Linked DNA regions of Mus musculus: regions 2 and 3 are each linked to region 1. The links are chromatin loops, found by intact Hi-C in ENCODE. Cell type or tissue: heart. All regions are shown on one strand.

Region 1 (8,000 bases):
ACTCTTTACAGTGGTCAGGACACGGGGCAGTCAACTTCTCTCATAATTACAACTTAAATAACACACCCTCTAAATTTCTTTGATCTTCCTTGAGAAAACTAAAAACTAAGGAAGAAAACAATGGCTGGATTCTACCCAGCAAAAGATCACTGGTAGTGTTACCATTAGCAGTAAGGAAAACAAGTTTGAGTCCGTGCCTTACATAGTCAGAATAGAAAAAGTTTCCAGTCCTAGTGACAACTAGAGTTCAAGTGTTTTAAAGATCGGTAACATTTATATTGGGGGTTGGGAAGGGTTCTAATCCTTCAGGGATCCTGTGTATGTGTGTGCGTGTGTGTGTGTGTGTGTGAGAGAGAGAGAGAGAGAGAGAGAGAGAGAGAGAGAATGTGTAAAGAGTGTGTGGGTGAGAGTATGTGTACATGTAACTGAATGTCTTTGTGAGAAAGTGTGTGTATCTGTGTGAGAGAGAATGAGGGTATGTGTGTAAAAGCATGCATTTTGCAGAGAAACTACCGGTAATTCTCCACTGATGAAGTCAAGTAATAAAAGAATATTGCAAATAATCTTTAAGGACAAAAAGTTCGAAGGAAAAAAATATAGTTCAAGTTTTAAAACAGTATGTCAGAAAGAGACTAATGATTTCCACTGGTCAGCTTTCCAGCCCCGATACCCAGGATCTAACGTGGTTATCAATCAGACAAAGCTGCAAGCCCAGCAGAAGCCTGCGAATGACAGATCCACAAAGATCAAGGGTCAGTATTTGAGGAAACTTTCAGATTTACAACTTTTAAAAATTGAAGTATTTATATTAAAAAAAACAGAAATAGTATAATAATCTGTTTTTGTTTTAATACCACCTGTAGGGATATGGGGATGCAGCTGACTATGATTTGCCTCATGCTCTAGCAGAGGCATGGTTTGCTGGCTGCAATTCTGGGAACTTTTCAGAGGGTATATAAAATGCTAGGACCCCAAGAGGCCGAGTTGGTGGTTGGTGATGTGTCGTGGTATGTTAGTAACTGCTCGAAGAAGAAACAAGGAAGCAATTAGACTCAGAGATACCTTTCCCGTCACTCTTTCTCTCCTATCAAGCGACGGGGGTGAAGTGGGAGGGGTTGAGAGTGGGAAAGGAAGAACCACAAAGTAGAAAGGCCACTACAAGCAAAGAAGAAACAAGGAAGAGATTAGATTCGGGGTCTCTGTATGCCCTCCCCACCCCCAATCCTTTCTCTCCTATCCAGTGATAGGGATAAACCCAGGAGGGGGAGACAAAGGGTGGGACAAAAGAGAACACCACAAATAAGCCAAGACCAGCTACACACCTCTGTGCTTATAAATTAATTCTGTAAGCATAAACATCAGCTCCTGGGGTAAACTTTACTTTTCAGTAAAAGTTCTTTTACAAGAGTTTTCTCTAACCCCTTCCCTGGCTAACTCTTGGAGCTGGCTCTTACAACCAAATATGCTCAGCTGTTTCTACTCTGACCCAAAAGGCAAGGTGTCTTTACATATTAGAGTCAGCCCACTGTAAGCACGTGGAAAGCACAAGTGCAGCATGAGCCACCCCACTACAGTAGAAACTACTGACAAAACCATCTAAACGTGTCTCCATCTTCCCACCTAGTCACCAACTGAGGGAGTGAAAGACAACTACGGCAGTCAAGCAATGACAATTCTGGCATGATGTGGTCAGAGTCCAGAAATGACTCCTGAGTTTTAACTTCCTGCAGGTTTTTCACCGATCCCTTAAACCCCTAACAAAAACTGGACGCAGTGGCTCTGTAGCTACACCCTGCTCTACATCCTGATTCATACACTGGCACACAGTACATGACGCACGATCCTCTTACCCTTGGACTCTGACTACCAGTAATAATCACCTCCCATACCATCTCAACCAAATCTGATCATTTTCAAAGACAGCTCGCCAAAATAAAACGGCCATATAGAAACCACTTCTACCTTCTATATACCATACCCTGGGTGTATATAGCAGTGTCGTCTAATTCTTGCTCTAGTTAGTGAAAGCTCACTGTACCTTCAACTCACAAGTCTCCTGTGATTCACAGGGTCCCCCAACGCCACGCCCTTTTACAATGTACTTACTCTCATTCACACTCACTGCCTCTGACTGTTCATTCTTATACTCATTCATACAACCAAAAGGTATTTGCTGAGTTCTATTTTCCTACCAAACTCATTCACTGTGCTTTAAGGCTGAGGAAGCTACTCTGAGCAACATAAACAAGACTTCTCCTTCAAAGCTGCAATTCAATAGAAATATGGAGTGCCCAACCATTACTTCAGTGATGTTCTAATTATAAGTGTGGTAAGATTTAAAATAATGTCGCAAGTGTACAAATAAAAGTAAACTTAGTCTGGGAAGCTGAAGGGAAACTAGAAATGACATTTAAGCAAAATGTAAAGATGAGCAAAAGCTGAAACAACAGAAGCCAGAAGGCTCATTCGTAGGACTAGCACAAAGGCTTTGAGGAATCATCAGAGCTGGTGAGCAAGGGTCAAGGCCCAGGGAAAGGGCGAGAAAGAAAGAAAGAGAAGGTTATTTCTTTTTTTTGGTTTTTTTTTTTTTGGGGGGGGGGGGGTTCAAGACAGGGTTTCTCTGTATAGCCCTGGCTGTCCTGGAGCTCACTTTGTAGACCAGGATGGCCTTGAACTCAGAAATCCGCCTGCCTCTGCCTCCTGAGTGCTGGGATTAAAGGCGTGCACCACCACGCCCGGCCGAGAAGGTTATTTCTTATAGCCGCTACCGTTACACTTGGCATACTGTTTCAGAATCACTCATTCTGAATATTGCCATGTTCAGTCTCCATTAAACATACTCCTTTCAGTCTTATAAAAGTTTCTGTACCAAAACCTAATCCAGTTCTTAACTGTCCTCAAGACCTGTGGAAAAAAGAAGTGTTTGAATTAAGAAAGCAGCATACCCTTTGAATACTACAAAGTCTGAAAAAATTAACTCTAGGGTTCAAAACCTTGAGTCTCTGACTGCCCTAAAACTTACTGAGCAAGAAAGTCATTTTCATTCCAATTTTTACATATTTTAAAAAAATCAAAGCCAGTATTACTTATGAATGAAGCTTAAATTCTGAAAAGTAAATTTAAGATGGCAAATTTAAAATGACTCCATATCCTCGCTACCCATACTGCCACCAATTAATAATCATGAGAACTGCTTTCAACTCCTGCAGAGTCACAGTGATAGCCGGAGTCAGGCAGCTCTATCTGGCAGTTCCTGCTCTCCAGTTGTACAATGTATTGAAGAACAGGGTCAAGAGCAGGAGCCGGGACCTGTGCCATCATGTCCTCCTTCCTTGCTAATACTGTCAGTACCAGACATACAAGCTAATGACTAAGAAAGTGTCAAAATCCAACCGGCACTCCTCTGCTAACTCTACTCAGGTAACAGATGATAAACTAAGCTTTCTTTTAGGTCCATGTTCTCACAGAATAATGGGAAACTCTTTTAAAGTAAGAAAACAGAACTTCACCACTTACATTTATTATGGTTACTGACATATAGAACAACAGATTCAAAGTCATACAAAAAGCCAAGGAGGATTTTACTCTAAGAATATGTCAAAATGGGCTCGCCCATACCAAAAGCACAAAACTTTACAAGAAGTGTATAAAGTTATACAGTGTATAGTATGCATACTCAGGAAGGAAAGATAGGAAAATCACAAGACTGAGGCTAACCAGGATGACAAACCCATCTCAAAAAAGAGGAGGGATGTAACAGTGGAAAAATGCTTGCCTCCCACATAGAAATCAATGGTGTTTGATCCCACAGTACACACAAATGCATCTTACACATACATACACACACACACACACACACCCTATAAATCCTAAGTAAAATGTGAAATGGTCATACCAGTGAATATTTCCTTAAGTATCAAAATAAAACAATAAAATAATTTACAACCATTATTCTAGGTTTGGCTGAAATTCATAATCTTTCTAAGTCACTGACAACAGAGCCCATGGCCTTCCAGTGGAGCCCTTGAACTACTGATACTAGACTATCCCACTTTTCCCACTTCTCAAGAAAAGAGAAAATTCATAATTAAGTGACTAAACAAGAGCAAAATAAAAAGCTATTCATTCCACATACATGGACTGGATTCACGCGGTTACACAAAAGTGATCAAAACAAATGTTGCCTACTGTTCAGAAGTAAAACTTCTTTACCCAATTAAAGAAGAACGTAATTGCTTTCTTTCCATCTCCCAAAAACAGAAAAAAAAAAAAAAAAGGTTAACACATTTAGTGAAAATCTGAAAATCTGATTGCAGTACCCCTTTGGAGAAAGAAATTTGAATCTTTTAAGTTACTTCTATTCATGAAAGGAAATTATTGGCTTACATTGACTTACATAATTCTTTTACAAATGTGTATGAATTTTCATGTCTCTGTGCCATCTGCATGCCTGGTGGCTACAGGGGCCAGCAGAGGGCCTGGGACCTGCTGTTCCTAGAGTTACAGAGAGAGCTGCTATGTGGCTCGGGAGCAGCCGGTGTTCTGACCCTAGACCATCTCTGCAGCCCTGGATGCTCTTTAGCCACAGCTTCCCAGACCAGAGTCTTTACTTAACTGTGTTAGGACTCAAGGTGATGAAACATAAACTAACTCTGGCCCTTGTTCCTTTTCTTAGCTTCTAATAACCTATTTTTTTTAAGTGTTTTACAAGTAAAAAGATAAGAGAGTGACTGAGCTTCAATACAGAACACTATTTCCTAATAACCACATGCAAGAATCAAGTACCAAGCAAGCAAATAAATATTACTACAAAAATCAGGCATGCCTTTTCTTTTAAATGCCTTGCCTAAGGATTACATGGGATAACCTCACAGTCAAGTTACTATAATGCTGTAAAGTGCTTCATAAAAATCCCAATTAAAGTGTGTACATGTGATTTCGCCCAGTAAGGAAGTAGCTGTTATGACAGAGAGATGATGCTGATGTTATGAGACTTAATTTATTCACATATAACCCAGCCTACTGCAATGGACTCTTTTGCTCAGTGTTGAGAGAAAACAGTAAAAACTCTAGAAAAGTAGTTAAATAATGCAGAAATCTTAATCCTCGCTCACAATGGCTGTCTCTGCTCCCAGCAACTACCTATTTCCCAGAGAAAAATCAAATGTACATTTTCCTAACTACATAGAAGTAGGATTTTTAAATCTCCATTACTCTCCATGATATTACTTACATTAGAAATAAACCACATCTCCAAACAAAAACTATCAGCTAAAAATAATTTATCTATTTCAAAGGCTCAAGCAGAAACCTCCACCTGAACTAAAAATAGTGGGGTTTTTTTTTCTTCTTCTTCTTCTCAGTATCTTAAAATGCACCTTCCACATTTATGAAGTGGACAGACCAGTGTCCACAAATTCGCCAATGGGTCGTCTGGGGGAATCTAACGACTGAACTCTTTATGAACATAACACACTTTCCTTAGGACACTATAACATCCAGAATAAGAGAGTGTGAGTGTGTGTGTGTGTGTGTGTGTGTGTGTGTGTTATACATAGTATACACAAATAATGAAAACCCTATCTCGATTATGTTATGCAGTGACATCTCAAACCACCCCAAAACACTGTTCTTTTTCAGAAACAGAAGTAAACGCCCTGTGCAAGAGCTGTCAGGTGGGCAGGCAGGTAGGGCTCCATCTGGGACACCGCACCACTGGGGAAAGGGAGGACGACGCGATCTCGTGGGAGGAAGGGAGGGTCGCCAAGAGGACAGGGACCTAAGGGCGACTCCACCCACGGAGTCGCTGAGGCTGAGGCAGGAGGGCTCCCACAGCCCTATCAGCACCGCCCAGCCGGCGGCCCAAGGCGGTGGCAGCGGCGCGACGCCGGCTCCGAGCCGGAGGCTGAGGCCGCGACCTCCGTGCTAGCCGAGAGCCAGAGGCCGCCCGCCCTCCCGGGAGAGCCGGCGCGGACGAGACGCCGCGGAGGGTGGGAAGGTCACAGCCGCAGGAGGCCCCGGCCGAGCGGCCACCAAGCCCGCGCGCTACCTTTGGCCTCGCAGTCGGCGCAGTACTTGTTGTCCTCCTCCCTCAGCAGTTTGGACAGGATGAGCTGGTGCTGCTCGTTCAGCTTCTGAGCCTTCTCCCGACAGGAGCGTGTCGCCATGTCGGCGGCGGGGCGGCGGGCCCGGACGCGGGCGAGCGGACGGGCGGACGGCGCTGGCGAGGCCGGGCGGGCGAGGGCACCTGACGCCGCTGGGGCCGCGGACGGACTCGGCCCAGGAAGCGGCGGCAGCGGCGGTGGCGGCGGCGGCTGGAACCGGAGGAGGGGCGGCGGCGGCCGAGCCAGCGCCGACGTGTCCCGCCTCCTCGCCGGGCCCGCCGCACGCTCCGCCCGAGCCGGCGAGGGGCGGGGCGGGAAGAGCCGCCGCTTCCGGGAGGACGCAGCGCTGGGCGCTGCGCATGCGCCCAGCTGCCCGCGTGCCGGGAGACTCCCAAGGTGATTCCAGAGAAGCGTCTGACGCTCCCCGGGGCGAGATTCCCCACTCTTGACACCTGATCGTCGCTTGAAGCCTCTAGAGACCTGAAAGTGGAAGAATTTTTTTTTTTTACCGGGAAGCGACTTTCACAGTCTTTGCATTTTTCACAGTCTTTGCATTTGTGTACACAGCACTGGAAATGTCCAAATTATAGTTATATATATATAGTTATAATGGGTAGATGCATCCCATGTGTGTGCATCGGGAGTTTGGAAACGGTATACTAGAAGCGGATGGAATGAAATGGGGCTAAAAGTGTCTTACGTTTTAGAGGAAAATAGACATGTTTGGGGGGGAGAGGTAACGTAATAAACCCTACCTCCCTCAACAATATTGATAATCTCATATACAGGAAAATGAGGCAAAACAGTCAAGTCACTTGGCCATGCTACAAGTGGAAGAGTTAAAACCAGGCAATATACCCCGCCTAGGAAGAGGGAAAGTGATCAAAAAGTGAATTATTAAAGGGATGTCACTTTAAGAAATTGTGTGCTGCTAGGATCCCTTCCCTGGGAGAAACTTAAGCCTGTTCCTTCTCGTAAGATCCTAAAGACAAACTTAGGTATAATTCCAACAAAGTTCACCCAGGAGAACCAATGAGCTTATTAGGCTTAAAGAGCAACTGGTAAGGGGTATGGATAGGAGCATAGATGACCTTAGAATAGCCACACTGGAAGGTCTGCACATAGCAAGGATGATGGTCCTTAGGAACCTGACATGGAATTCCCTCCCTCCATCTTCCCCCAGGTATATCCTCTAGCCCCTCCCTGAGACCAGATACAAGCAGGGCAGAACCACATACAACAGTGACTGAATAGTGTGGTAGGGGTTCCCTTCCATAAGTCTCCATATACCCTCCCTATGGTGGAACATAAATAGTCAACAGGCCCAGCTGTGATGGTCCTTTGCAAGAAGGCCAAGCACAAGGCTTCTGAAACTGACAGTGTGTTTCAGAAGATGTTCCTACATAACACAATGTAAACGACATTCTTCCCTGCAAGGAAAGACAGTTTTAAAAAGGAAGACATTCTCGATGATAGCCCATCAGGTTTACTAAGGTTGAACTCAGTGAAACAGTTGGAGTGATTCGGCTTGCTGTGTAGTAAGTATGAGCAATACTATGTGTGGGCCTTATGTAAGTAGAATAAACATAGCCCTGGCCTGAGGTAGGAGAGATGCTAAGAATGGCAGGAAGCAGGATTCTCTGTGATACGCTCTACCTATCCCTCTTGGGCTTAAGATTCCAAAGACATAAAAGCGGATCATGGCAGGGAAGCATTGGCAGAGAGCAGAAGACACAGTCACTGGAGCAGAAGCTGGAGGCTATCTTGGAAGCAGAGCATGCTGGGAACACAGAAAGGCTTTACAACTCAAACCTTACACATGTGACATACTGCCTCGGCAAGGCCATGCCTCCTAAACTTACCCAAACAGTGTCACTAACTAGGGACCAATTATGC
Region 2 (8,000 bases), 760 kb after region 1:
TAGGTGAACTTCACTGTGGCTTAAGCGTATGATTTTCAGGTACAAATCATATCCAGGTCTGGTTTCTTTTACAGAGTTATCTTGATGAGTGCAGGGCTAAGCCCCTGCTCAGTTCTGTGGGATCCTTTACATTGGAGACCCCTCTCCACTGGGCTTGGGTCAGCCCACTTCAACTTCCCAGCCACCGGCCCAGAGAAACCACTCTGTCCCATAGCTTAGCTTTCAAAGACACCAAGTCTGACCTTTCTTCTATTTTCTACTTTGTATCCAAATGATGTTACTTTTTCTTCTTGCTTGTCCATCTTTCCTCTTTATTAATACATTCAATGCCTTTTATTCTTTCTACTAATTCTTATACACACACACACACATATATATATATATATATTTAATTTTCTCTTCCAGTTTATGTCATTTAATCAGAATCTAACTTTGTTTTTCCAAAAGTACTTCATAAAAGGATTATGGGCACATGTGTATGTCTCCTAGGCCTCTCTACGGCATAGTTTTGAGTATTTGAGGACCAAAAAAAAAATTGTCTTTTGTTCTAGTCTTCCTGTTTAGGCCAAGAGAATTCACAATAAAATCCACTTCAGCAGAAGTTACATTCTTTTGACACTTTATATCAATCTGATAAAGTTTACAATCACCTGAGAGATAGTCACACACACACACACACACACACACACACCTAACTATCTTTATTTTTAATGTTTTTTAATAAATCACTTATTTATTTAATGTATATGAGTACACTAGCTGTCTTCAGACACACTAGAAGAGGGCATCAGATCCTATTACAGATGCTTGTGAGCCACAATGTGGTTGTTGGGAATTGAACTCAGGACCTCTGGAAGAACAGAAAGTTCTTTTAACCCTGAGGTATCTCTCCAACCCCTCTTCATCTCTCTGTATTTAATTTAAACAGCATTATATCACTTTCCCTCCCTCCCGGCCACTCTCCCACTCACTTTTCTTGAGCTGTAAAAAGCCTCTCCCTTTGGCTAACCATAGCCATAGATTTCTATGAACATATCTAACTGAACTTTGGGAGAACAGACCTTCCAGCCAAGCTAGTTATACACCATCCTACTATGGAATCATTCTGTAAATTTAGCCTGCCTTTAAGAGAACAAGAGCCGGGCAGTGGTGGCGCACGCCTTTAATCCCAGCACTTGGGAGGCGGAGGCAGAGGCGGAGGCGGAGGCGGAGGCGGAGGCGGAGGCGGAGGCGGAGGCGGAGGCGGAGGCAGGTGGATTTCTGAGTTCGAGGCCAGCCTGGTCTACAGAGTGAGTTCCAGGGCAGCCAGGGCTAAACAGAGAAATCCTGTCTCAAAAAGAAAGGAGGGGGGAGGGGGGAGAGAGAAGCTTCAAACCAGCCTTACTTGCCTAGAATTTCCCATACAGTCAGCTTTACAACCTAATTCAGAGCTTTGAATTTAAATTATGCACTCTTCCATGCTGCTGACTGAGAGAAATGTATGCATATTTGTGTACACAGTTTTGGCAATCCTTTGCTAAAAAAATAACTAACGGATTAGAAGCAATCTCATATGACAGAAATCCATAGTCTGGATCTGAAACATGAGGCAAACACTTGAGTACTGAAGGAGATGGAATCCCCAGAATGCAGTGCTTTGGGGAGGTGGAAAGACCACAGAAAGTGGGTCCTAATGAAAATTAGGCCACCAAAGGCATGACCTTTGAGAGGTGTCTTAGTTAGAGTTTCATTGCTGTGAAGAGATACCGCAGCGACTCTTATAAAAAAAAACACTAAATTGGGGCTGGCTTCCAGTTTCAGAGGTTTAGCCCATTATCATCATGGTGGGAAGCATGGCAGTACGCAGGCAGAGATAATGCTGGAGGAGCTGAGGGTTTTACATCTTGATCCACGCAGGCAGCAAAATGAGACTGGGAGCCCCAGTGGGTGTAGCTTGAGCATAGGAGACCTCAAAGCCCCTCCCCCACACAATACATCACACTTCCTCCAACAAGGCTACACCTACTCCAACAAGGCCACACCTCCTAACAGTGTCACTCCCTATGGGCCCAGCAAGCATTCAAACACATGAGTTTATTGGAGCCATATCTATTTAAACCTGTGGGGAAAGCCTGCAAATGAAAGGGATAGTCTACCATGTCGGGTCGGGATAGCTCCTCTGATCTCCACACAAAATGGAAGACTTCCTTCACCAGCAAGGCTTCCCTTTCTGGAACCTTGTCTGAGGAATCCAGTTTCTCTCATCTTCTACCTCTCTCTCTCTCTCTCTCTCTCTCTCTCTTTCTCTCTGCTCATATATAGTCCTTCTCTGCCCTGAATAAAGTGTACGCATACAAGCCCTCCCTGAAGAAAGGTATGTACACAAGCTAAGATGGTCTAAGAGAGCTATTCATCAAAATCCTTGGAGAAGGCCTTCTCCCTGGCACCTGCTCACACTAGACTGGAGTCCTGTAGACCCCACTGGTTCCGAATGCTGCTTCATCCTTCAAACCTGGTGTGTATCAGCTGTGTCTGGATACTTTAGAGAGGAAACAGAGGAGGTAGAACTACAAAACCACCACAAGTGGACTCAGTCGCTTCCTCTATTTTTGTTCTTCAGCTGCCATGAGGTAAAGTTTTTCTCTACCACACAGTCTTACATAATATACCATGTAAGACACCATGAGTCAAAGCAATAGATTGGATAACCATGGGTTCTAACCTCTGAAATCATAAACCATAATAAGACTTATAAATTGATTATCTCAAGTACTTTCACTTAGTGATGGACAACTGCCTAATGGAAGAGGTCTCAAGGAACCTATTTGAAAATGGACATAATACTACGATATAGAGAAAGGTGTTGTCTGATTCATACCAATGTGGAATGGGATCTGAATCCTATGGAAATATGCAAAAGTAAGTTATTTGTTCCATGGCAGAATTAGGGAAATGCAGCTTCAGGAGGAACAGCTTGTGCTCACAAAATTACTGATTATGTGATCGTTTTCAAAGAGGATTTGGGCCATTGAAGACAACAGGGATGACTGGTCTCAGGTGGTTTTTGATATCTCCTCTAACCAGCAAGCCTACTACAGAAGGGTTAAAAGGCATTGGCTCAAGAAGTAAAGCACAAGCATGACTTGTTGGTGATGCACTTGGGGACACACATGAGATCTCAGAGACGGACACACACTTCCACCAGAGAGTTTCTGATGGGACCGGTTCATATAAAACACATTCTGTTTCCACTTTCTTCTCATTTCGACACTTCTACCCAACCCTTAACTACTGCAGACTTCCAGTCAGAAATAAGACCAAGGTGAGTAATAATATCACAGCAGAATAAACTATAGCGACGATGGAGTTCATCCATAAACTGTTTTGACTGCATCCTAAGTGTCTTAGTGTCCTAAGGATGGAAGTGTTTATTGGGTTCACAGTGCAAGGTTTCAGCGCATTGTTGTGGTGATGTTATAGACAGCAGGAACTAGAGGTGGCTACTCACATCCAAGGTCAAGCGCACACAGCAATGAGTTATGCACGCATGCTAAGTAAGTCTTCAGTTCTGGTCCAGGGATGTGGAAATGTTACCACCCACATTCAGGGTGGGGCTTCTCACCTCAGCCCAATTAAAGGAAAAAATCCCTCACAAGCCCACAGGACAATGTATTCGAGACAATTTGTCACTGAGTCTTCCGAGATGGTTCTGCATTGTATCAAGCCCACAGACAAACGTCCACAATCAAAACTAAATATCACGCCGGGGTTTGTTTATTCAATTTAAATACACACTAATACACCACGGGACCCAGGCAAGCATCCCAGGTTTTCCCTCAGCTTCACATAAGATTTACAACAATCTCTGTTTTGTTCACTTGAGCATATTATTAGCACCTACAGTTCATAGACTCGGACATTTTAATTGTATGAAACCATCATGGAAATTCACAGGTACGCGCAGATGGAAAAAACAAAACAAAACGAAACATCACGTGGTAGCACAGTGCCGTCAAGCAATGACGTGACCTGGTCATCAGCAAATTATAAAGTCATCTGGGCAGATGACATTCTTTTATTCTGAGTCATTCCTGCACCAGGATGACTTCTGATTGCATAATGGGATCAAAACCTTGTTTTTGGAAGCAATGAAAACCCGTAATGTCACTCTACATTCAGAGGCACAGACACAGCCCTGCCTCCGTAAAGCTCCTAGAGTGCCAGCAAGATCAAGTGGCACGCAGGCCGCGCGTGGGCGGGCAGCGTGGTGACGTCACGGTGCGTCGGGTGCGCCCCGCCTCGGCTCGGCTGGTCGCCAGGGGACGCTCGCGGGCCGGGTCTCCTTGGCAACCCTCCGCTCTGCCCCTCCGCCCCTTTAACCTTTAGGCTGCGCAGTTCCGGGTCCCTCTTCGTTCCGTCCCGTCCCGTCCCGTGCCTTCCCTCCCCACCCCTTTGGGCTTATCCGGACCGGAAGCGAAGATGGCGGCGGCGGCGGCCGAGCTGGTGATCGGCTGGTGCATCTTCGGCCTCTTGCTCCTGGTAGGGGAGGCGCTCCGAGTTCTCCCAGGGTGAGGGGGTGGGAGGAGGAGGAGGGCGGGCCAGCGCTGGCCTCGCCTGTCGGGGACCCTCCTCGCCCGCCCTGCTCTCTGCTGGGTCCGCGAGGGTCTCCGGAGGAAGGCGAAGAGGCGCTGATCCTCCGCGGTCTCCTTCCTAACTTCAGCCAGCTTCTGTCTCTTGTCTGAGAATGTAGCTGGCGGGTGAGTTTGGGGACGAGCGACCCTCGGGGTGGAGAAAGGCGTGATCACGGCTTGAATTGGAGTCCTCACCGCCTCTGGGCCAGGCTTCTGGGCTCTGACAGAATCAATTGTTTATTTGTTTAAATGCCTCCTTCCCCCCCCGCCCCCCCTTGTTTCCCCGCGCCCATTGTGCGATTCTGCCTTGATGACGTGAGTGTCACGTTCTAGGTATTACATTCCACTTAGAACGCTGTAGAGCCGCTTGGCCAGGCGGGAGGTTATTACCTGTCTGACCTCAGGTGCCTTCTTTTCCAGACTTCTCTGATCATTGGGTGCACAAAACCCAACTGTAGTGACTCAGAGTGACCTGGTTGTTACTTTCTGACTTCGTTTAGTTTGCTTCTCTTATGACATTTCATATTGTCAAATCCTTCCCCACTCTACAAAGACTTCAGTCCTATGGTCAGTTAGTGTTTGCATTTTGAAACTCGTCCGATGTGTTTCAGATTCCCTATACTGACCCTTGGGTAGTTTGTTCAGGTAGTCAAGTTTTTCAGTTTTTCATCAGGTAGCGCGCGCACGCGCGCACACACACACACACACAGAGATACAGACACACACACAGACACACACACGCACACGACACTTGCCTTGCATGTTCAGGAACCCTAAATTCAGTCTTAGTACTGGCATGCTCCCTTCACTTTAACAAATCCCATTGCCCTGGGCCATGCTTAGCTTGTGTCCTGGAGGGAGGCTATCTAGCCCTGTACTAGGAGAGAATTCACTGGCTTTCCCAGCCCATATGTTTAGTGAAAAATAAGCATGTTACCAGCAGGAACGTAGAGTTGGAGTATCTTGATTAATGAAAAAGCATTTAAAGCACAGTAGTTTTACTGTGGATACAGTAGTTTTATCTAGGAGGATACAAACAAAATAATAAGTGGCTTTTTAAGAGGGGGCTGATCATAAGTTAGGAAATAGAGATCTTAAGCATTGAAAGAGAAAATATGATTTTATAAGGGAAATAGGACTTGGGAGAGGATACTGTTGGAAGAAAGTGCCAGTGGAAAAGTAGCCTTTGGATAGTTTGTGGCCTTGAATCAGGAACAACCCGGCAGTAGAGAAGTACTGTTGCGAGGTGCAAAATGTGATTTACTAAAAATTAAACGGACAGTGGTGGCACACGCCTTTAATCCCAGCACTTGGGAGTCAGAGGCAGGTGGATTTCTGAGTTCAAGGCCAGCCTGGTCTACAGAGTGAGTTCCAGGACAGCCACAGATACACAGAGAAACTCTGTCTCAAAAAACAAACAAAACAAAAAACAACAACAAAAACCCCCAAACAAACAAAAATTACTGTCAGTCTGTTTAGTGCTTGGCTTATTAGAAAGGAGCTGTATTCATGTCTGCTTTTCGTTCTGTCTTCAAGAAAGTTATTTTGGTTGAAGTGTGTGTACAAAACCTAGTCAGAAGTAGAGGACTGTTTTGGTAGCTGGAGATGTTCTTTGTGATTGCACCAAAAGCTAGCACATACCAGTTTCTTCAGGTTCTGTGGCAGTGTGCAATCTAAAACCGAGAGCGTTGTCTTCCCTTACGTTCAAGGCCATGAGTCCGACTAAGTGCTGAGGGGAGCTTTTGCCCATTCCTGGCTCTGTTTTGTGATCTCTGTTTGCTACTTAGGAGCTAGTGGTAACTCGCAGTTCATCTCCTAAATATGGATATACTGAATTAGGCAGCATCATATATTACACTTATTAAACACAGATCTGGTCAGAAATGTCCTGAGAAGTCCTAAGTATTGAAAAGTTGTCAAGCTCACACTACTGTGTTCAAGCTTTCCAAGTTTCTAAATGTCACTCAAAAGCTTGAGGTTTTAAATTACACTTTAGGGCTGGAGAGATGGCTCAGCAGTTAAGAGCGCTGACTGCTCTTCCAGAGGTCCTGAGTTCAATTCCCAGCAACCACATGGTGGCTCACAACCATCTGTAATGAGGACCCGATGCCCTCTTCTGGTGTCTCTGAGGACAGCGATAGTGTGCTCACATACATGAAATAAATAAATCAATCTTTAAAAAATATATGTTAAATTACACTTTATTCATTTGTATGGTTTGTATGTGTGTTGTTCCTGGGGCTGGGGTGGAGTCAGTGCAGGTGTGTGTGTGCATGTGTTCATGCATGAGAGAGTGCACCGCAATGTGTGGGTGGAGGCCAGAGGACAACTTCCTTCTATTTATGGGTCTTGGGAACAAGCTCAGCTCTGACACCAACATCTATGCTGGTTAAACCCTCTGTAGGTTTTGTAAGTGATATTTCATTTTTGTTCATTTGAGAAGTACCACTAAAAACCAAAGTCTAAGTCACTTTAGTTTCAGTTGTTTTTTCAAATAAAGAATGCTGTTGTGTCAGGAAGATTGGCTTTCAGCTCTAAGAGTTTTAAGGAACCTTGTCTGGTAACCACCATCATACTTTGCTATAGAGTGGGACATTATACGTCCTTTTTTATTTTATTTTTTTAAGATTTATTTATTTATTATATGTAAGTGCACTGTAGCTGTCTTCAGATGTACCAGAAGAGGGCGTCAGATCTCATTACAGGTGGCTGTGAACCACCATGTGATTGCTGGGATTTCAACTCAGGACCTCTGGAAGAGTAGTTAGTGCTCTTAACCTCTGAGCCATCTCTCCAGCCCCTATACGTCCTTTTTTATCTTACCGAACAGAGGTCAAAACTTACAGGTTGAAATTTAATAAAATGAATTTTTATTGTTTCATCAAACAAAGTAATAAGTAGTTGTGTTGTTGTATTTGTGTGTAGTGGTGAAGAATGCAAAAGCAAGGACAGTTAGGGTCTTGTTTCATGATAATATGCCAGCAGTCCCCACGAAATCCCCTTTAAATCATGTGCCCAAATGTCAGAATTGCTTTTTAAAATGTATGTCTTAGTTAGGGTTTCTATTGCTGTGATGAAATACCATGCCCAAAAGGCAACTTGAGGAGGAAAGGGTTTATTTAGCTTACATTTCTACAGCACTGTTCGTCATTGAAAGAAGTCAGGACAGGAACTCAAGCAGGGCAGGAAGCTGGAGGCAGAGACTGATGCAGAGGCCATGGAGGGGTGCTGCTTTCTAGCTTGTCCTCACAGCTTGTTCCTCTTGTCTTGCTCAGCCTACTTATGAAACTAAAGTCCACCACCCGAGGGATGGCCCCACCCAAGATGAGCCGGGCCCTCCCACATTGATCACTAATTAAGAAAATGCCTTACAGCTGGATCTGATGGAGG
Region 3 (8,000 bases), 540 kb before region 1:
CCCTAAATGAAAGAAACTAAACTAAACCAGCAAACAGAAACCCTGCCCCTCCTAACTTGTCAATAACCACCAAGACACACAGATAGTGAGAAGATGCAACTAACCAATATCTATTTCTCCACAGCTCACTAAATGGATGGAAGCAGCCCTACCCGCCAGGGCTCCGGGGACACATCAGCCGGCACGGCAAGCCAAAACCAAGGTAACCATCCAGCAAATGCAGCAAGAAGGCGTGAAGCCCAGAAGAAGGAACGCACGCCCAGGTACATGTTATTGTTTAAAACCTGCATGTTAGCAAGGAGGCTTACTCACCATCCGGCTTAAATGGAATTTTGTTCTTATAAAAGCGAAGGTTGCTCAAGTCATTTTGATATCGGATATCTTTGAAGTTCTGCTAGAGGAAAAGATAAATTAATCTCTGGTGTATAGAAACACACACACACACACACACACACACACACACACACACACACACGGCACAAGGACCCTTCGGACATGTTTGTTTACCGGAAGAGTAAAATCAGAGAAACACATTGAAAAGGCACAGCAGTGTCTTACTGGGTACTGATGTCGGTACTTGTACAGATCCCTCGCGGCATAGAAGCTTCTCTTTGGTTTGGCATTTCCTTCCGTGGACTCGCCGCCCTAGGACACAAAGTGGAACTCCACTTACACAGAGAACCATACCGAGAAACTTCTGGAACAAACTTAAAATAGTCAACCTCCATAAAGATCCCTGAGCATTTCCAACCTGCCAAGATGAAGGAAATGATTCTGTCTCTTCCGTGATGCTTTCGAGCTGTGCTTGCTGGCATCAACCTGCCTTATTTGCACTAAAAACTTCTGTCCTAAGGTATATCACTAAATAAAAAGACTTTATCGTTCAGTGCCTGTGGAGGGCAAATGCTAAGCATCAGTAACGATGCAGAACAGTGCTCAGAACGAATTGAAAACATGTTCCACCAGCTGTTATACAATGGAGCCTGTGACAAAGCGTATTTCCTAGGGTGCCGTGAAAGGGTTAAGTTGGTAAATCAATTCTATGCAGAAGATTCTCATTAAATTTGCATCTCCTGGCTGCGCCTGAAAGTCAAGCAGTATTTATGAAAGAAAAGGAGGGCTTTAAACTAAATTAGCTTTCTAAACTATTTCAAAGCACCATAACAAACATACAAGGCATGAGTAATCATCTGCCCATTCAATGATCAGTGGGCTAGAAATCAGCAAACTTGACATAAGTACACAGAGCAAGACAGAGCTCTCGGGTGAAACAAACACTGAAGTACTTTCTATGTGATAGCTTGCTCATGCTGTTTACAAAGTGCCAGCAATGTGATGTCATTTTAAACGGAGAAGATGCAGGTCTAATAACCTCTAATTATCCAGACCATATGCTGTATGGCAAAATGCACTTGTCCAGTGACACACAGGACTGTACAACGGAACATGATAAAGAAGACCGCGGTGCTGAGATATGAATATTCAAGAAGTCTGCCCCCAACCCTTTGTCTCAACCCTTCCCACCCTGTCTGTGCTGACAGACTGGCATCATCTAAGCAGCTTTCACGCATTTCTGAAGTGGTGTGATTTCTCACTCTTACTACAAGTACAGAGATACTTTAACACCCAGCCCTCCGCTGTTTAACAGTCGTTACACTGTCATGTTACATAAGCAAGGAAAAGCTCCAATTCTGGTTCTTGCCACACTTTTCAAAATAGCTCTGCCTAGCAAGGTTCAGAATCTATTTAGCCTGAGCTACAACCACAAGCACTTGCAGAGAGCACGTTCCCATTTACCAAACACTTCCGTGCAACACGCCTGACTGACAGTTATTAGTGCCAGCATCTTGGGAACAAGGCTGCCGGAACTTAAGAGGAAGTGAACAAGGCTCAGAGCCCAGCAACAGTGTAAGAAGTCGCTGCTTCCCATGTCTGACTAATTGGGTCGGAACCAGTTTTGTCCCTGCTAGAAGTGATGGATATTTGAAAAATCCTGTCATGAAGATCAACGACCCAAGTCTCTGGATCCAGGAGAGTAGTGCGAGGCTTCGTTCTGCTCCTTAATATGTGTGAGGCCTTAAGCAAATCATTTAGCTGAATCTTAGTTTCATCATCTGTGAAACGAAGCTAATGACTCACGGCCTGCCTGTTCCCCAAGACTACCATGTAAATGACGGCATCCCTCAGCCCGCCAGAGTCTGCCCCATTCACTGCTGTACCCTGGCCGCTTTCACCTCCTCAGCAAGGAATCTGCTCCTTAATTCCCCTTCCCTGGATCATCAAAACTTGGCTCTTCCAAACCATTCCATGCAACCACCAAACACACTGTAGTCTCTCCAATCCTAAGCATAACGCCTCCCTTGACCCAGGTCTACCCTACTTGCAGGCTGTGTCTCTGCTTTCTTCTGAAGTGAATCTTCACCAAGGAACTGACACTCTGTCCAGGGCATTGCTTTAAAATGGGACTATTAGGAACTTTCCAAACCAATCCCCCATTTACTCAAATCATGTCTCAGCGGTCATCCCAGGGACTTCCCAGCAGCTGGGACCCTGTAAGGCCCTGAAGCAGTGTTAACACTTAGCTGTCAGAATACCACTCTCTCCTGACTTGCTTCCTGTACCATTGCTCCCCTTTTTCTCGTCTTAATCACAACCCGTATAGACAGCCTTATTCTCACCCCTCATGACTCTTTGATGACCTCTTATCTTGCATTGATTTTTTTTTTTTGAGTACAACTTATCCTAAATGCATGCCTATAGCTCCAGCTTAGACAGTATCTATGTATAGATACTAAATGCAAGCCTATAGCTCCAGCCTAGACGGAGCATCTATTTATAGAGACCATTAACTACTCGCCCATCCACTTGGGTGTCTAATAGGACGCAAAACTTAGCATAAGCCTTGACTTAACCTCTGAAACATCTTTCACCCCAGGTTTCCTCACCTCAGTTAGTGGTACCATCTTTTGTCTAACGTTTACAGAGATGGATGAGAGCAAAGACAGTGAGCGGGTGAAACCAGTCTGCAACCTCCTTTAAAGGGGGAACTGACCGGTCCGCATAGTGGGCAAATAGAGTAAGGAGTCAAAACAGCGTCACAACGATTATTTAAGAAGTCTGGTGGAACTTCCAGGAACAAAAATTAACAATTAAAGGATGCTCTATTCTTACTCAGGTTGCAGAGTATTTGTTGAAATGGTATGTTATTTTACAATTGACCTAGTTAATTGTATTAACAAGTTTTGTTTTTGTTTCTTTAATTCCAAACTTCTCAGTGGCTATTTGCTATTTACTTGGAAGACAAATGGGAGGATAAGACGCTGAAATGTGGCATGCGCTATTGTTTTGGGGTTGAGCACATAACACTAAGTGCAAAATACAAACGGGAACAGAAGACAAGGGCGGCCAAGATCTCATTAGCAGGGCCAAGGCCCTCACTTTGGCCACAGACATACTTTTCTCCTCGTATGCTTTGGGCAAGATTTCCTTTAAGGCTCACAGTTCTCCAAAATGGGGAATTAAAACGGACCGCACACCTGGAAATTGCATTCCATTCAATAACACGCTCAATTAACCTGGATGGGAAGGCTCGGACTTCCTGGAAAGGTGATGCTTCCCCTAAAGTCACATTGGATTTTGGGCTCCATTTTCCTTCAAGTTGTAAGAGGGAGGCCTAATACAGAACCACCAACCTTAAACGGTGCAGACTTCTTTAAAAATATACAGTTCCTCCTTTTAAAAGTTTCTGAAGCCACAAGAGGTTAAGGGACGCCATCTATCTCTCTTCTAACCTATCTACCTAATTGTATTGGTCAACTGACTTAAGCTTGGTTGGATCAACAAGTCTTCTGGGTGAACGTAAATGTTAAAGGAATACTCAAGTCGTTGAAAGGTTTCTCTTGGGGAAATGAACGGTGTTATTTTAAGTTTGCTCAGGAACCTTCTGTGATACTTTTAATGCCCGTTGGACCCTCGCTGGGAGGGGGAGGCTGCGGGCCGCTTCACAACTGCAGTTGTCTTGCTCTGAATAATATTTTAAATCTTTTTTTAAAAAATTAAAATTAAAAAAAAATCAATAACAGGCACTGGCCGGGTCCTCCTCACAATCTTCTATTTTTAGTTTAGTTCCTCCCACCCCACCTTCGCATCACCCAGCTGCGCTGCAGAGGCAAAGAGAACACCGAGTGGGGTCGGGGTCTGCCTTGGGGAGACTTCCCTGCGAGGTTCACAGCAAGGCCCCCTGGGCTAGCAGCTAGCCACCTGGGCACCGCAGGCTCCCTTAGGTCGGGTGCCCGGGCCAAGCACGCCGAGCATCCCGCCCTGCATCCCCGGGGGCAGTCCCCTCCCGGGCGCCGGGAGCACGACCTCGCCGGGCCCACCGTGGGTCCCGGGGCCGCGTACCTGCTCCGCGCCCGCCGCCTCGGCGTGGTCCTCGGGCACGGGGCTGGCGCGGGGCCGCCCTCCGGCTCTCTCGGGAGGTTGCTTGGGCTGCTCCGGCTCGTCGTGCTGCTGGCCCTCGCCACCGCCTGCCGGCCCCGGCTGCTCGGGCTCGGGCTCCGAATCGGTCTGCCAGGTGGAGTCGCAGTCCTCCACGGTGGTGGGCTCGCGGAAGCTGACCCCGCCGAGCAGGTTGCCCATTGAAGAGGCGGCGGCGGGCGCGGGCTGCGGTAGCGCGCTAGGGCCCGGGCATGGCCGCGCTCCGCTCGCTCGGGGCGCAGGCGGCTGCTCGCCCGGCCCGCGCCGCACAGCTCAGCGCGGCCGCCGGCGCTCCGGCGCACAGGCGGGGAGGAGCCGGGCCCCCCGGAGCCGCCGCCGCACGCGTCCCAGCCAGCCCATCCCGCCGCCGCCCCGCCCTGCCCCGCCCCGCCCCAGCGAAGCCAACCCACTCCCGAGCGCGCGGCACCAGCTCCACCGGGACGCGCCCCCCTCCACGGTCCCCGGGAGTGGCCAGGGGTCAGCTGCCCCGCCCCCTGTGGACCGGGATCCGCCCCCTTGGGGCTCCTCCCAGCCAAGCGAGAAGCCTGATCCCGCCCAGGTCAGAGAGTGGAAGGAGGTGTCTCCATCAGCAGACCGGTCCTGCCCACACCCCCGCCCCCACTGGCTGCTCCAAGAGGAAGACAAATTAGCCACAGCAGAAGACAAAAGCTAATCTTGACAGTGCACCCTCTAAACAGGAAATCCAAGCTTCGGGAACAGTACTTAAGGCCACCTAGAATCCCTGCGGTCTATAAAATAAAAGTCAGAGCTCTCTGTCCCCTCATCTTAAAAGCAAACTTCTCTCGAAACAAAGGAGCAAGAAGAATTAGGCCAGCACATTTATTTCATCAGTGAGTAGTCCACATTTGTGCTCTGGGCAGAAAAACGTCGGCATTTATACAATGAACAGGCTGGTTCTAAGTGGAGTGCTGAAGACTATGGTTCTAAGGACCAGAGGCAAACCTGCTGTAAGAATACTTCTAGGCAAAATAACAACCAAAGCATCTGAAAATGGCAGAGCGTGAAACCAACTCCAGGAGCTAGTGGCCCGATGCCTGCACCTGAGTCTTGATGGGATTTTTTCTGCCGTGGGACATTGCCTGGGATCATGGGTTAGTTTTATTAGATGCATCAATTGTACTCAGAACTAGTAATTAAATAGATTGCAAATCCAGGTAGATGGGTATTGCTTAAGGAAGATTTGGCTAGAAGATGCCTCTCCACAGATAAATCAGTGGTTGTTTCTTTCCAAACTTCACAGTAGGGTGTGACTCTACTAGCAGTTTCTGGCTTTGGACAGGTCACGTAACTTCTTGAGACCCCGGTAGTCTCCTCATCTTCAAAATGAAGCCAGGTTTTTCTCTCTGGAATGGCATCTAGCTTCACCTTTAATGACCTTATGACTATCAGGGGCCACACAAAAAGAACGTTCTGGTCAGATATTCATTCATAAAAACTGATGATATTAGGATGAAGTCCTTGTCAGATCCAAACAAAATTAGAACTTGACAGTATTATTGGGGGAGGGGTGTTCATACCTGTCTGAGGTAGGGAGTTTCTTGGTTGATAAGATGTTTGTTTTAATAGGCCAGCTTGCTTTGCGCACCTCTCCCACAACAGGGGGTCGGGAAGGGGATAGGATTATCTGTAACATTAAGACTGCAGCAGTCCATACGAATGCTCACGCAGAGAATTTGCCTAGCAATCCTACAAACTATACAAGGGAACCCACCTCAAGACCTTCTTCCCCCCTCCTCCAAAACCCAAAGTCTTGATATTCAAGACGTTTTTGTAAGTTTATCTCTTTTTAAATTTAGAGTCGAATCCTTCCTCAAACCCTGTTGACTATATCTGTGGTTAATTCTTGTTCGTCTCCTCTCTCCCAGGGCTCTGCTCATCCCAAATAAATGTCACTGCAGAGAACCTCTGATCATGGTTTATGTTGACAATGACTTAGTGAGAAAAAAAAAAAAAAAGTATGGGGCAGCTGTAGAACAAATCAATCTGACACTGTTAAAATTCAGGGATTCCATTTGTCTTCCATCAGAACCGGACTAGAATACACTGCAAAGTGAACATTTAGTCCAAGATCGGAGCTGAAAGCCTAGTGGTAATGTGCCCAGGTGCTCTACCTGTTTCCCACCTGTATTGTAGAATAAGTCCATTGCAATGTCTTTGCTGTCCTGTAATTAGGAGTCTATTTTCCCTGCTCCCAGAATGTCGTAGTTGCATGGAGTTCTTTGTCTAGGGTTGAGGCCCCATGAGACTTCCCCCTTTTCGTGTTAGCATGTCTATCGGTGCCATCCCTGTTCAGCTCATGTTCATGAGTCTTCCTGGGTGTAGCTTCCCTGACAGGTCTAGAAGAGGAAATCGCAAAGCAAACTCCTGTTTCTCTGGCTCTTTCAGGGTTTCCCCTACCTCTTCCACTATATGCAACAATAATTTTTTTAAAAACATAGTTTGTGAACTTGATTTTTAAAAATAAATAGAAGGGAGTAGGGTACATGGGAAGGGTTGGAGGGAGGAAAGGGAAGGATAAAAATAATATAATCATATTTTAATTTCAAAATTTAAAAAAAAGAGAGAAAGAGAAAGATAGAGTTTTAACCCTCACTCTTGAATTGGTTATAATCTACCTTAAAAAATAGAACCTGGAATAAGATATATTTTAAGATTTTCAAAGTTAAGCCAAAGGGAACTTTGCATTTTCAGTATATTAGTTTGGGTTATTCCCTCTGATAGCTCTGGGCTGACATGTAAATTCAACTCCTATGATAGTGCCTCGCCGAAAAGGCCACTGGATGTGGACCCTGGCCAGGTCTGCCGACTAACCCCTGCCTCTCAGTATCTCCTATGAAATGTGAATGGCTTCATGTTGACTTCATCCACCAGATAAATCTCATTCAGTAAGATTCATTGATCCTACTTGGAACAAAATAAACACCCAATAGAGCACTGCTCAAATTTCTGAGTCGTAAAATTTGATAAAATGACTACTGTTTTTAGGTCACTAAATTCTGAAGTGCTCTGTTATACAGTGGGGAGCGTGCATGCAAGCATACATATATTTACATATATAATCATAAGTAACTGCTACAGTTAAGCTCCTACATTTTCTTATACCTTTTGATCTTTTTATTAGTTTTTTAATAGGGTTATAGATCATCTGCCAAGGTGTGAAATGTGTTTATTGGTGAATGTAGTTTTAGGTGAGAAATTATAAAAGCATAGTATAGAAAAACTCTTAGAGTAAGTTTAAAGCAATAATATGCCTACATTGTATTCAACATATGTTTTTAATAGTTAATTCTGAATATCTCTTAGGCCCTGTAATAAAGGAATTACCCTTAATGAAGAATGTTTTAAAAACTTCCTACCTTTGAGAGCATACAACATTCTTGAATTAACAGTTAAGTGTGTTTCTAGAAATGCATCCTTTTGCTGGATATGGTAGCATATAAGGGTTAGTACTATTGTAAGGATGCACTGTGACCAAAAAGGCAACTCAGGGAGGAAAAGGTTCA

The links. Peaks named below come from ENCODE experiments on the same cell type or tissue, not always from the same donor. Only the 100,000 strongest peaks of a DNase experiment are listed, where the experiment ranks them.
Region 2: it touches region 1 in a loop (6-fold over the local background); 2 of 42 quality-filtered maps call a loop at or near these places.
Region 3: a loop joins it to region 1, with 3 times the contacts of the local background. A loop is called at or near these places in 2 of 42 quality-filtered maps.

Annotation. Positions count from the first base shown.
Region 1 is chr1:23,915,989-23,923,988 of GRCm38, forward strand. It overlaps Smap1 (small ArfGAP 1), which reads right to left and starts at 6,393. Exons shown (of 10, transcript NM_028534.3): 1 at 6,050-6,393. The coding sequence starts at 6,167. In heart, a CTCF peak has its summit at 4,463 (motif pointing right); a DNase peak (open chromatin) is centred at 6,383; H3K4me3 peaks cover 2,631 bases; H3K27ac peaks cover 1,270 bases.
Region 2 is chr1:24,674,299-24,682,298 of GRCm38, forward strand. It overlaps Lmbrd1 (LMBR1 domain containing 1), which reads left to right and starts at 4,246. Exons shown (of 16, transcript NM_026719.2): 1 at 4,246-4,518. The coding sequence starts at 4,459. In heart, CTCF peaks have their summits at 4,300 and 7,270 (motif pointing right); a DNase peak (open chromatin) is centred at 4,353; H3K4me3 peaks cover 1,938 bases; H3K27ac peaks cover 1,421 bases.
Region 3 is chr1:23,378,414-23,386,413 of GRCm38, forward strand. Ogfrl1 (opioid growth factor receptor-like 1) reads right to left here and starts at 4,762. Exons shown (of 7, transcript NM_001081079.1): 1 at 4,402-4,762; 2 at 559-645; 3 at 313-391. The coding sequence starts at 4,638. In heart, no CTCF peak of the experiment used is centred here; DNase peaks (open chromatin) are centred at 1,908 and 4,998; H3K4me3 peaks cover 2,038 bases; H3K27ac peaks cover 1,685 bases.